Linked DNA regions of Homo sapiens: region 1 is linked to region 2. Evidence: read pairs that join two places in POLR2A ChIA-PET (ENCODE). Cell type or tissue: GM12878. All regions are shown on one strand.

Region 1 (2,500 bases), 130 kb after region 2:
AAGCAAGGAGAGGACATGGGGAAACCTCTGGGAGACCCCAGAACAGGCAGCATGACAGTTCCACTTCTGTCCAGTGGGGAAGCCACAGAAATGCAAAGCCTTGGGGTCAAGAAAGAGTGACTGGGGGTCACAAGCTTTTAAAGCCCAGTAAACAAGCTCCCAAGTAGTGTTTGGTCTCTGGAGGAAAAATTCCCAAGAGGAATTTCTGCTTTCTTTGGTCCTCACTCAAGGGCAGATTCCTCCTTCTCACTCCTTCCGCTGGAATTTCTGGAAAGTGTGGAAACTGTGCCTGCCCACAGATATCACTACCAGGGAAAGGTTCTGAGGCCTACTTGCCTATAAACTCCATATTAGCCCCAGGAAGATCTTGCTGTATATCTGTCCTTTTAGAACTAGAGCGCTTCCAGAAGGGATGATTTCAGCTTCTCAGAAAGGTTTAGAATGGTCTAGGCATCTGGCATTTTATTTTAAGACTTTCACCTCCAGGCTGGGGCAGCCACCTGTGTCCTCTGGGCTCTCCTCTCAATCTGGAGCCAGTCACTGACAAGTAGCCCAGGAAGAATTCCAGAGTCACACTTACCACTACTCCCTCCAGGGTCCCATGCCTCACTGCCAAGTCAGGATGCTGGTGAGGATGCTTCGCTTTGCACCTCCTTAGGCCATTTGTTAGAAGAGATTTAGACATTTGACACACAGTCTACAGGAACTAAATGCAATTTTCTTTCTTTTCTTTTTTTTTTTTTTGAGACAGAGTCTCACTCTGTCACTCAGGCTGGAGTGCAGTGGTGCAATTTCAGCTCACTGCAGCCTCTGCCTCCTGGGTTCAAGTGATTCTCTTGCCTCAGCCTACTGAGTACCTGGGAATATAGGTGCATGTCACCACACACCACATCCAGCTAATTTTTGTATTTTTAGTAAAGACGGGGTTTCGCCATGTTGGCCAGGCTGGTCTTGAACTCCTGACCTCAGGTGATCCACCCGCCTCAGCCTCCCAAAGTGCTGGGATTACAGGCGAGAGCCACCACACCTGGCCCCCAAATGCAATTTTCAAGGGAAGGCAACACAGTAGGAAGGAATCACAGGAGGAAGGAATTACAGCCTAGGTTTCAAATCACTCCTCCACCTCTAAAAAGCTACAGTCAAGTTTTATAACCTCTCTAAACTTTGTTGGTGACAGCACAGTTCCTAACACACACTAGGCCTATGACATACATTTGCTGAATACAAGAATAATATTTGTATGTAGACCTCACACTCTAAGAGGAAGACAAGTCATTCTTTTTTTTTTTTTTTTTTTCCCCCTGAGATGGAGTTTCTCCATCACCCAGTCTGGAGTGCAATGTGCCATCCCGGCTTACTGCAACCTCCCCCTCAGGTTCAAGTGATTCTCCCGCCTCAGCCTCCCAAGTAGCTGGGATTACAGGCACCTGCCACCACGCCCAGCTGATTTTTGTATTTTCATAGAGACAGGGTTTCACCGTGTTGGCCGGGCTGGTCTTGAACTTCTGACCTCGGGTGATCTGCCCACCTCGGCCTCCCAGAATGCTGGGATTACAGGCATGAGCCCCCATGCCCGGCCAAGTCATTCTTGATAGAGAGAATTCAGTAGAGGATAAGGTGTCATAAAAAGAGACTGTTTACTGAGGAGAGTCAGCAGAGTTCAACTATACCAGCATACCTAACATATGGAAGAACAAAGGGCATTAACACAGTTACAGAAAAAGAAGAGTGCTGGTGAGAGACTGCACAAAACAATGGGAAAAATAGTTTTATGTTGCAACAAAATACAGCATGAGCAAAGTGAACATATATATAATAGATGCAGGAGGCTGAGGTGGAAAGATTGCTTGAGGCCAGGAGTTCAAGATTGGCCTGAGCAACATATTAAGACTTCCATCTCTAAAAAATAAAATAAAATTAGCCAAGTCTGGTGGTGCATACCTGTAGTCCCAACTACTCAGGAGGCTGAGGTGGGAGGATCGCTTAAGCCCAGGATTGCGAGGCCACAATGAGTCATGATCATACCACTGCACTCCAGTCTGGGTGACAGAGCAAAACCCCAACTCTTAAAAAAAAAATTGTAAATAAATAAGTAAATAACAGATTCAGAAGATATCTGCAATGTCTGAGACCAGGAAGGGATTAATATCTAGGATGTATAAGGAATTCCTGCATATCTTCAAGAAAAATATAAGAACTCCAGTGAAAAACAGGCAAAGGATTATAATGAATAAGCAATTTACCTAAGAGGAATCCCAAAGACCATCAGGCATATGAAGAAATGCTCCAGCTCATTGGTAATCAGAGAAAAACAAGTTAAAACAAAGAGTTATCCTAGCACATCTATTAGTTTGGCAAAAAATAGGAAGCTGGTTAATGCTGATTATTCACGGAGACACAGAGCCTGTCATGCTCTGCTGGTGGAAATGTAAACTGAGGCAGCCATTCTGGAGCTGTGTCTGGCACCCCTGAATCAACATAAACATGCTCACACGTTGCC
Region 2 (2,500 bases):
CAAAATGTTATCAACTGAATTTTTTTAAATAAACGTTGCCAAATGGTATCTAGGAGTTCGTATTATCTAGACCAAGAGTCTGAGATTTTGAAGGGCTATTAAAAGTCATTTTGTTCAGTCTCATATCTGTGCAGCAGTATTCTTCCCGAATTCTTTCCACTTTTCAGGTATATTCCCAACCTTGGAGTTTCCCGTGATGGTGTGATTGCCTGTGTGAGAACAGGGTGAGAGAAAGTATTGTTGCTGACACAACATCTGAAGTGTGGTGAACCAGCAGATACTCTCTCAATACACTCAATTTTAGCTTTTTTTCTTAAGCGTTTTAGCCATGTAAAAATTCATTTCAACAAACAGCACACAGAAGATCTCAAGAAATAGGTCAGGATCTCATAAATGAGCAATCCAGTTTACAAAAAAGACAGCAATAAACATGTTTACTGCATATCCTTTCACTCTTCGGTAGTATAAAACATTACAACCATCTTCCTTTAGGTTTAAAAAAATAAAGGAAAGAAAAAGTAAACTGAATGTACCTCACGACTTCTTTCGGCTTTCTACCAGGCTGGAGCTTTAAAGACAACACTATTTTGTCTCTGTATTGAGGAAAATTGTGGACTTTTAACTTAGAGTGACTAAATAGAATGCATTACACTCCCCCCCCCATTTTTTTAGAATTAAAAAAAGCAGAAAAACAAAACTATCTGAAAAGTACTCACTGCTAAGAGGAAAGTCTACTCTGAGCTCAGCAATTAGGCACTCTGATGTTAGAGGAGGGCAGCCCAGGCAGGCAGAAAAATCACCAGACTGTGTAGTGCTGGGCTGGACGTTCTAAGAGGCCAGGAACCATCTCCGCTTTTTCACAACTATATGCCCAGTACCTGGCACAAATTCTGGCAAAATGCATATTCATTCATAATTTATTGAGTACCAACTCTGTACCAGGCAGTGTTCTAGATGCTTGCGATATATTATAAAACAAAACAGACAAAAATCTTTGCCTACAAATAAAACTGTTCCTCTATTCATAATACTTTGAACCAAATGTTGGGGGTGGAGGGGCTTCAAACCAAACAATTCTCTAATTCTCTGCAGATACCAACTGGGTATCCTACAATTTAATTCAGTGTGGACACTAATTATCCAACATTATTGCACATCCCACAGGTTAAGGGCTCAGTCTCACAAGACTACCTCCAATTTAAGATACCAATAGCAAGTCCAGGGTCTCCTGTACTTCTGATAGACTGGCTATGAATCGGGGTGTCTTCATCTATTTGAGCTGCTATAACATGCCATTAACTGGGTAGCTTACAAACACCAGAAACTTATTTCTCATTTGTGTAAGCTGGAAAGTCCAGGATCAAGGTACCAGCTGAATGGGTGTCTGGTGAGGGCCTGTTTCCTGGTTTGTAGACAGAGCTGTCCTCACATGGCAGAAGGGACTCACAAGCTCTCCTGGGTTTCTTTTGTAAGGGCACTAATCCCATGACGTAGTCACTTCCCAAAGGCCCCATCTCTGAATACCATCAACTTGGGGATTTCCAATTTATGAATTCTGATAGGACACAAACATTCAGACCACAGCACAGAGGTTCTCACAACCGCCTTAGAGTCAATAATTTGCTAGAACAGCTCACAGAACTTAGAAATAATTCTTACATTTCTCAGTTTGGGGAAGGGATACGGACCTTCAAGGCCCTCTCCGGGAGCTCAATCCTTCCAACACCAACCTGGAAGCTCTCCAAACTCCTTTGGTTAGGGTTTTTTTATTGAGGCTTCATTAGGTAAGCATGATTGATTAGGCCATTGCCCACTGGTAATATCCAGCCCCTTTCTCCTCCCTGGAGGTCATAGTGTGAGGCTGAAAGTTCCAATCCTCTAATCACTTGGTTAGTTGCCCTAGCAACCAGCGCCCCCCCCCCCCTCCCATTTTCGGGCTCTCCAAAAGTCACTTCATTAATATAATCTCAGATGTGATTGAAAGGGGCTTGTTATGAATAACAAGATACCACTTTCACTCTTATCACTTAGGAAATTTCAACGGTTTTAGGACCTCTGGCCAGGAGTCAGAAATGAAAACCAAAATTTTATTTTTTATTTAATTTTTTTTTTTTTGAGACGACTCACTCTGTCACCCAGGCTGGAGCGCGGTGGCACGATCTCAGCTTACTGCAACCTCTGCCTGCTGGGTTCAAGTGATTCTCCTGCCTCAGCCTCCCGAGTAGCTGGGACTACAGGCACGTGCCACTACACCTTGGATAATGTTTGTATTTTTAGTAGAGATGAGGTTTCACCATCTCTACTACGATGGAAGGCCGAGGTGGGCGGATCACCTGAGGTCAGGATTTTGAGACCAGCCTGGCCAACATGGTGAAACCCCGTCTCTACTAAAAATACAAAAATTAGCCAGACGTGGTGGCAGGTACCTGTAATCCCAGCTACTCGGGAGGCTGAGGCAAGAGAATCGCTTGAACCCAGGAGGCGGAGGTTGCAGTGAGCC

What was found. Peaks named below come from ENCODE experiments on the same cell type or tissue, not always from the same donor. Only the 100,000 strongest peaks of a DNase experiment are listed, where the experiment ranks them.
Region 1: POLR2A ChIA-PET joins it to region 2 with 8 read pairs; 11 of 35 experiments call an interaction of 5 or more read pairs at or near these places.

Annotation. Positions count from the first base shown.
Region 1 is chr9:33,145,968-33,148,467 of GRCh38, forward strand. The region is part of intron 1 of B4GALT1 (beta-1,4-galactosyltransferase 1); the gene reads right to left. Among named protein-coding and RNA genes, the nearest start is that of B4GALT1-AS1, 20 kb to the right of the region's middle. In GM12878, no CTCF peak of the experiment used is centred here; no DNase peak of the experiment used is centred here; H3K27ac peaks cover 631 bases.
Region 2 is chr9:33,016,017-33,018,516 of GRCh38, forward strand. LOC124902139 (a long non-coding RNA gene) reads right to left here and starts at 2,235. Exons shown (of 2, transcript XR_007061453.1): 1 at 534-2,235; 2 at 1-209. It also overlaps a transcript of APTX not described here. In GM12878, no CTCF peak of the experiment used is centred here; a DNase peak (open chromatin) is centred at 1,445; H3K27ac peaks cover 280 bases.